Linked DNA regions of Homo sapiens: region 2 is linked to region 1. A link is an interaction called in ENCODE POLR2A ChIA-PET data of the cell type or tissue named here. Cell type or tissue: MCF 10A. All regions are shown on one strand. Each heading gives the region's core, and the rest is flanking DNA. Links, peaks and the distances in the headings are about the cores only. Region 1 overlaps CTXND2 (cortexin domain containing 2). Region 2 overlaps ANXA9 (annexin A9).

What was found. ChIA-PET counts read pairs that join two places held together with the same protein. Peaks named below come from ENCODE experiments on the same cell type or tissue, not always from the same donor. Only the 100,000 strongest peaks of a DNase experiment are listed, where the experiment ranks them.
Region 2: POLR2A ChIA-PET joins it to region 1 with 7 read pairs; 5 of 35 experiments call an interaction of 5 or more read pairs at or near these places.

The regions. Positions count from the first base shown.
Region 1 is chr1:150,894,154-150,898,543 of GRCh38, forward strand. All of the region lies in intron 1 of CTXND2 (cortexin domain containing 2), which reads left to right. It also overlaps a transcript of LOC107985204 not described here. Among named protein-coding and RNA genes, the nearest start is that of CTXND2, 9.2 kb to the left of the region's middle. In MCF 10A, for the core only: no CTCF peak of the experiment used is centred there; a DNase peak (open chromatin) is centred at 1,628.
Region 2 is chr1:150,993,951-150,998,340 of GRCh38, forward strand. ANXA9 (annexin A9) reads left to right here. Exons shown (of 14, transcript NM_003568.3): 13 at 627-749; 14 at 1,310-1,684. The coding sequence ends at 1,372. It overlaps MINDY1 (MINDY lysine 48 deubiquitinase 1), which reads right to left. Exons shown (of 10, transcript NM_001376665.1): 8 at 4,132-4,323; 9 at 3,674-3,829; 10 at 2,885-3,417. The coding sequence ends at 3,337. Among named protein-coding and RNA genes, the nearest start is that of MINDY1, 11 kb to the right of the region's middle. RefSeq lists enhancers at 2,026-2,245, 3,595-4,094. In MCF 10A, for the core only: a CTCF peak has its summit at 2,147 (motif pointing left); a DNase peak (open chromatin) is centred at 2,151.

The DNA.
Region 1 (4,390 bases), core at 78-4,077:
CAGGTTTTCTCATGTAAACTACCCTTGCATTTCTGGGAAAAACTCAGCTTGGTATTTGTGTCAATCAGGATTTATTTGCAGGGAATAGAAACTTTCTAGTTATTTAAAACAGAAGTAGGATTCTTAGTTACACATGACCGAAAAGCCCAACTCAAATGGGATTAAAGACTACAATGGAAAAATATGAATTTGCTAATTATAGGGCACAAGATTTTATAGATGTTCAATAAATCAAGCTTGTTAATTGTATTATTCAAATATTCTATATCTTCACTGATTTTTGCCTAGTCAACCTATTAATACTTGAGAAGAATGTGTGTTCTATCTACCATAATGGTGGTTTATATCTATTTCTCTCTAGAGTTCTATTGCTTTCTTATTTAAGACTGTTTTATTAGATGCATATAATGTATTTATTTATTTATTTTATTTAGCGGGTACAAGTGCAGATTTCTCACATGCATATATCAATGTGGTAAAGTCTGGACTTTCAGTGTACCCATGTAGGTACATATAATTTAGAATTGTTATATCTTCCTACTGAATTGAACCCTTGATCATTATTTATTAATCCTCTCTATCCTTAATAATGCTTTTTGTGGCCAGGCACAGTGGTTCATGCCTGTAATCCCAGCATTTTGGGAGACTGAGGCGGGTGGATCACCTGAGGTCAGGAGTTTGAGACCAGCCTGGCCAACATGGTGAAACCCCACCTCTACTAAAAATAAAAAATTAGCCGGATGTGGTGGCGCGTGCCTGTAGTCTCAGCTACTCAGGAGGCTGACACAGGAGAATTGCTTGAACCAGGAGGAGGTTGTAGTGAGCCGAGATCGCACCACTGCACCCCAGCCTGGGTGACACAGTGAGACTCCGTCCCCCTCAAAAAAACATATATATATACATATATATATATATGATGCTTTTTGTATTTAGTTCTATTTTGTCTGATATTAATATAGCTATAAAATTTTATAGATATAAAATTTTATTTTGGCTAGTCTTTACCAAATATGCCTTTTTCTATCCCTTTTATTTTCAGCCTTTCCATGTCTTTAAATTTTAGGTGAATTTTTAAAAAATAGACTATAGCTAGATTGGGGCCAAGACCAAAGAATGGATGTTTGTCATTTTTTGTCTGCCCAACATCCAACTACCCTTCCTGTTTGGGGAAATCTTTTTTTTCTTTTTTTTTCTTTTTTTAATTTTGTGTGACGAAGTCTCTTTCTGTTGCCCAGGCTGCAGTGCAGAGACGCGATCTCAGCTCACTGCAACCTCCACCTCTCAGGTTCAAGTGATCTTCCTACCTCAGCATCCCAATTATCTGGAATTATAGGTGCGCACCACTACGCCCAGCTAATTTTTGTATTTTCAGTAGAGATGGGCTTTCACTATGTTGACTAGGCTGGTCTTGAACTCCTGACCTCAAGTGATCCACCTGCCTCGACCTCCCAAAGTGTTGGGATGATTACAGGCGTGAGCCACTGCACCCGGCCATGAAGAAGTCTTTCTTCACATGAATCTGTCAGAAACAATTCCCACTGCGGAGGCCTAGAGAAATCAAATATTCCCTCTTCCACCCTCTGGCAGCCAAGGTGTTAGTGCATGACTCAGCCTTGACCAGTCAGATGCTCTAGCCAGAGACTAGACTATTGAGTGACACAAAGATGACACAATTTATAATTCAGCCATGCCAGAGGCAGCAGTATCCAATGACAGTAGCAGCAGTGCTCGGCAACAGCAGTGTCTGGTGGTGGCAATGTCTAATGCCAGCATTGCCCTAACCAGACTTTTCCTGTGCTCTCCCTGGCTATGGTTCCTGATGGCTGGCTTCTCTTGATTTCTGTCTGTTTATAAGACTAGTTCTCTTTCTGAGAGCTATCTGACCTCTTTACAATAAATATATTTTCTGTTTAACGGAGAATCCGTTCCTGTTGCTTGCAAACAAGAATGTGTTCTTTTTTCCTCTGGAAAGGAGCAGGAGAGATGATAGGTAGGGGGAATATGTGAGGTTTGAATTTGCTGGAGCCATTCTTGATACCGTAAGGGAAGCCAAACTGGGGATTAAATCAACATAGAAGAAAGGCAGGGTTAAGAAAAGCCATAGACACATAAAGGCAGAACCCTGATACTTTGAATCACTGGATTCAGCCATAGCTAAAGGTAGTCTCACTCTGGACTTTTTGGCCATATGAGTCAATAAATTCCATTTTATTTTTAAGTCTCATGTGAGTGGGCTTTTCTGTCACTCGCAACCAAAAGCATCCTACCTGATACCTTTCTGTTCTGCCTGTGAAAAGGAATCCCTCACTTAATTCTGCAAATAGGCTTTCAGCTGCTATTCTACTTCTCTTCTTTCTTTCCTAGTTGAACTTCTCATAAATGATTTAAAATCTTAGTGTCTTTATTTCCTCACTGTCCTTTGCTGCTTTATCCACTAAAACCTGGATTCCTTCTTTACTACTATAACACTATTTCCTTTTAGATCACCAGTAGTCTTCTCCTGTCTTAATTCAGTGCCAACACCATATCTCAAAGTCATTCATTCATTCAACAAAGTTTTACATACCCACTTTAGAAACATATAGGGCTACATTCATTCACTGAACAAATATTTATTGAACATCTAATATATCCCAGACTTTTAGGATAAACAAATTCTATATGATCCCTACTCTCATAAAGGATTACAATTTTATCAGCCAGTACAGACTAAAGTAATATAATAAATTATAGTGAATATTACTGAAAGATCTCCCTAGAAAATTTATATTTAAGCAAAGCCTAGAAGTTGAATATAGAGGGAAGAGAATAACACAAAGAGAATGTTAAAGGAAAAGGCTTGAAAGCAAAGGGGAAGAGAGGGGCAGGCAAAATTCATGGAACTGTGAGAAGCCCACTATTGCCAGGTTAGAAAGTACAAGGGACAGAGAGGTAAGAAATAAGGTTAGAATAAATTGTCAAGAGCCTTGGAGCCCCATTAAGACAGTGGGAAGCTGAAAACAGATTTTGATCAGATGACTGATCAATTTGCATTTATTAAAGATCACTTTGTAGTTTGGAGGGGAATAAGAGTGTTTTCAGGAAATCAGAGTGTATTTACAGGAGGCTGGCATTTGATGGCCTGGAGTACAGAGGTGGCTGGAAAGAAACAGAGAAGAAAATTTATGTGAGAAATATTTTGGAAATAGGCCCAAAAGGGGTCTCACTGTCGCCCAGGCTGGAGTGCAGTGGCACAATATTGGCTCACTGCAATCTCTACTTCCCAGGCTCAAGTGATTCTCCAGCATCAGCCTCCCAAGTAGCTGGGTCTTTAGGCATAAGCCACCACACCGGCTAACTTTTGTATGGTTTGTAGAAATGGGGTTTCTCCATGTTGCCTAGGCTGGTCTCAAACTCCAAGCTCAAGCGATCCACCTGCCTCAGCCTCCCAAGTGCTGGGATTACAGGCATGAGCCACCACAGGCCAGCCTCCAAAAGGATATTAATAGATACAGGGAGTGAGAAATCACTGCAATTTTGAATGCAAAAATGCATATGACCTTGTTCTGAAAGAGCACTATAGAAAGGACAAGATACATAAACAATGTGATATATCTATAAATAATATATATATACACCCAAAGGGTGGTACAGATATTTACCAATATTTCCATACTTTTTAGCCATTGGGAGGAACTCTGGACCACTTTTCTCTCATCCTAGGTCTTAGGACAACTTCCTTGCAATTCTCTGGCAAGGTACAACTCTGTACCATAATGACCACAACTCATGATATTGTTTCACAGAGCAGTTTAGCTCTGCATCATCCCAATTAACTCTTTACCAAACAAGATTTTAGCTTTGCTTGTGTGTAACCAAAACACCCATTAAACCACTTTTCAAAACAAATCTATTGGCTTTTTTCTATTTAAGAGACATGGTCTTGCTTTGTTGCCCAGGCTAGCCTCAAACTCCTGGGCTCAAGCAATCCTCCCAAGAAGCTAGCACTATAGATGTGGGGTTTTTTTTTTTGTCTTTCTAGGATGATGTTCAGGGCACTTTCTCTCATGATGTGCTTTTTATAGGTTTCTCAGAAATTCCCCCATTAAGGTTATTTATCTGCAGATGCCTCAGAGTCAATCTCCTTCTTCCCATTGGACTTTACAATGCTGAGTCTAATATATTTACCTCTAGCCACATTCTGTTAAAGTAACTTCATCCTAAGTTGAATTCCACCTAAGAGGAAGCCCTCTTGGGTGGAATCTTCTTTTATATGACCTCAGACTGGACCCTATCTGTGGAGTCCATATCTGGCCCTCAAGATTTAAAAAATCCCCCTTACTGGCCGGGCGTGGTGGCTCAAGCTTGTAATCCCAGCACGTTGGGAGGTCAAGGCGGGCGGATCACAAGG
Region 2 (4,390 bases), core at 91-4,090, 100 kb after region 1:
ACCTTTCATTACTTTCTTTAGCCAAAAAACAGGCCTGCTGCATGTACAGGAGGAAGATAGCAATGTTTCAGCCTAAGGGTCCAACCGGAGAAACTAATATGCAGAGATGGGGCTGTGAGATGGCCCTATTGGGTTGGAATCAGAACTAGAAGTCACACAACCTTGAACCCTATCAGAGCCTCATCAGCTCAGTTTAGGGATAGGGCAGGTATATCCTCCTTGGATATTCACTAACTTGAAAGTTAAAAGCAGTTTTCCTGGTTTTCATGCTGGCAGTCTTTATATGCACCAAATCTTTTCTAGCCTTCCTGGTGTACCTATCTTTGGAGCTGCTCACCACCAAATTCTGGAGGTACACAGCTCTAAGCTAATGGTAGGGGCAGGAAAGACATGTGGAAAGAAATAAATACTCAAGCTGCCCCCACAGAGACTGATCTTTCCTGCTGTGTCATCTTCCTTGAGGATGGACAAACATAACTTTTGTCCCGAGATAATGTATAATGTACACTCTTATCCCTTGACTCCCACCTTGCCTCCCCTTCCTACAATAACCCTCCAAGCCATTCAACCCCTACTCTCAGTGAGACTCTCACTAACTACCCCCCATCTCTTTCTTCCCCTACTAGGAAACTGAGCCCAATTACCAAGTCCTGATTCGCATCCTTATCTCTCGATGTGAGACTGACCTTCTGAGTATCAGAGCTGAGTTCAGGAAGAAATTTGGGAAGTCCCTCTACTCTTCTCTCCAGGTGAAACTTGGCTACTTCTTAGCCTGGAGCCTCAGGCCTTCACTCCTCACCTCCACCCTCACTCCCTGCACACAGCTGAGCATATTCTTGCCCCATAGAAAACCCAGTAGTTAGCCAGGCACAGTGGCTCACGCCTGTAATCCCAGCACTTTGAGAGGCTGAGGTGGGCGGATCACGAGGTCAGGAGTTCAAGACCACCCTGACCAACATGGTGAAACCCCGTCTCTACTAAAAATACAAAAATTAGCCAGGCATGGTGGCGTGCACCTGTAATCCCAGCTACTCAGGAGGCTGAGGCAGGAGAGTCGCTTGAACCCAGAAGGCAGAGGTTGCAGTGAGCCAAGATCGTGCCACTGCACTCCCACCTGGGTGACAGGGCAAGACTCCATCTTAAAAAAGAAAACCCAGGAGTCTTTGGTTAATGTAGTGCAGGACTCTGAGCTCCCGGGAGGACCCTTCCCTCCCAGATGAACTGTGATGGACCAGCCCAAAGGAGGGGAGAGAGCACTTGGGCCATAGTGGTGGTGGATCTTTCTAACACTGAATTCCCTTGTCTGCAGGATGCAGTGAAAGGGGATTGCCAGTCAGCCCTCCTGGCCTTGTGCAGGGCTGAAGACATGTGAGACTTCCCTGCCCCACCCCACATGACATCCGAGGATCTGAGATTTCCGTGTTTGGCTGAACCTGGGAGACCAGCTGGGCCTCCAAGTAGGATAACCCCTCACTGAGCACCACATTCTCTAGCTTCTTGTTGAGGCTGGAACTGTTTCTTTAAAATCCCTTAATTTTCCCATCTCAAAATTATATCTGTACCTGGGTCATCCAGCTCCTTCTTGGGTGTGGGGAAATGAGTTTTCTTTGATAGTTTCTGCCTCACTCATCCCTCCTGTACCCTGGCCAGAACATCTCACTGATACTCGAATTCTTTTGGCAAACTTCGCTGTTGTTTGTGTTCCCTGATTGAAGGTTGGGTGGAGCAGGACATGGACCGGGAAGAGGCACTGGAGTTGGAAGTGCCTTTGATGTGCACTTGGCTATTCCGCAGGAATCCTGTTTTGCCTTAGTGCTACAGTAATCCACACCCAGGTCTCCCACTCCAGGTCTCCCCTCACCCTCATTCTCCAGGAAACTTCAGGCAAAATAATTGAGAAACAGGCATTAGAACAAGGTGAGAAATAGAGGGAGCAAAGGACCATCTGTATGAACTGGGAAGCAAGCGGAGGGCCAAGCTACCCTCCCCAGCATGGGAATTCTTGGGTTAGTGGAGAGCACAACCCTCAAATTCATGTGTCCAAGCAGAGATTTGGAAACCCACCTCCCAGGAGAGCACTATTTCCCATAGAAAACAAAAACAAAAACAGAAACAAAAACAAAAAGTCAGGCTTTGGTTCCCCCTGCAGGCTATATTAGAAATGACAGGTAGCTGGGCGCAGTGGCTCACGCCTGTAATTCCAGCACTTCGGGAGGCCAAGGCAGGCGGATTACTTGAGGTCAGGAATTCAAGACTAGCCTGACCAAAGTGGCGAAACCGTCTCTACTAAAAATACAAAAATTAGCTGGGCGCAGTGGCGCATGCCTGTAGTCCCAGCTACTCAGGAGGCTGAGGTAGGAGAATCGCTTGAATCCGGGAGGCGGAGGTTGCAGTGAGCTCAGATTGCACCACTGCACTCCAGCCTGGGCAATACAGCGAGGCTCCATCTCAAAAAAAAAAAAAAAAGAAAAAAAGAAATGACAGGTAACCACCTTCCTGCCTCTGACCCACCTCCCGCTTTTTGCATTCTTCAATTGGGTCAAATACTTAACCCTATTGCTTCAGGGTAAGGCAAACAACAGATCTCAGGAAAGAAGGTTTTTTTTTTTTTTAGACAGTTTTGCTCTTGTCGCCCAGGCTGGAGTGCAATGGTGCGATCTCGGCTCACTGCAACTTTCACCTCCCAGGTTCAAGTGATTCTCCTGCCTCAGCCTCCCGAGTAGCTGGGATTACAGGCGCCCACCATGACGCCCAGCTAATTTCTTGTATTTTTAGTAGAGACGGGGTTTCACCTTTTTGGGCAGGCTGGTCTCGAACTCCTAACCTCAGGTGATCCGCCCACCTTGGCCTCTCAAATTGTTGAGATTACAGGAGTGAGCCACCGTGCCCGGCCAGAAGTTTTATTTCCAAACCCCAGGAAGGCATTACAAATAAGAGATAGAAACCCAAATTAAGCTCTGAAACAACTGGAGACAGGCCTGCCTAGGTGATCAGGAGCATCCAGGCAGCAGGGATGGGAAGCAGAAGAGATGCATTCTGGATAGGGACCTCACCCCAGAGCCTCAGTCTGTACATACGTGTGACTATTCAGGGACCGGGAGTTGAGAACCAGAAACCCACCAATCCTAGTGTTGCCCTGGATGGGAGGCAGAGAAGGCAGCAGCACGTGAGGTCAAGGACATTACCAAGTCTGACCTTGGCATTTGTTGCCTGCTCTCATCCCCAACAGTCCATAAATAAGTTATCCAGCACATCTCAGGGGTGGAGGCGGGGGAGCAAGCCAACTAGCCATAGCCTCTGGAAGAAGGGGCAGGCCAGCCTGGCACTGGGGCAGAGCTACAGCAGAATGCAGTCTGACTCGTGCTTCGGCCTCTGCCGACGCTCCCCGGCTGGGCGTCCAGATGTGGCTCCTCTCCCCTGTATCGGATTTAACAATTGGTCACTGAACTTCCTTGGAAGAGCACAAGAAGAGATTCTAGAAGAAGGGGTGTCAGGATTGGGACAGAGAGTAGGGAGAGGAAGACAGGAAGGGGCTCCAGGGGAGAGGGACAGGCAGGGGAAGGACTCTGAGAGAAGAAACCTTGAAGAGACCAGTGCAGGAATAACAGGTGTTCTGGACCCGGCAAAGCATGAGGTGGAAACCGGGAGTGTGGGCGCCCAGGCAGCAGCCCACCTGCAGTGACAGGACCCGCGTCCGCATCCGCACTGGCTGCGCTGCCTGCTGCTGTTGATACTCCTCTTGCTGAAGCTGCTGGGCCAGCTCCAAGTCGGTAAGCCCCAGCGGGCCTCGTGGCTGTTGCTGCTGCAGGGACAGAGCAATCAGGTAGTCCTGGGGAGAACAAGAGTTGTGCAGTGGGCTGAGGCCCAGAGCCGTGGCTATTCAGGCAAGGTTTCCAAATCAGTTTTCCCACATCCCTCAAATTCTCTAGCTCTTTCTCCCCACAGAGCAGCACACACAGCCAAATGCATTATCTGTGGTGCCAGAGAATACACACCAAGTGAGGAGACGGTCTGAGGTAACCCAGAGAGAGAGGCATGGGTTCACATGGCCTCTAGCAGTTAAAATGTATGCAGTAAAAAGCTCTCTGAGGCACATGTGCTCTCTGCACTTTTCCTAAGTGCCCTACACACCTGGTCTACCTGCAGCTGCGTTTCTGGGGAGCCACTCCCACCTTCTGCTCCAGGCCCCTTGCCCAGGGAATGACTCAGGTGAAAGTCAGAGTCACAAAAGCAGCTGTCTCCATCCACATTGTGCAGGCTCTCCCATACGACTTGCTCCTCCTGTAGAAAGCCCTGGTCAGTGACCAGTAGGTATAAGTGACTCTACAAAGAAAAGAACAGAGCTCATTGGGGGGACAGTTGATACGGAGGCAGTTCACTGCCAGAAATC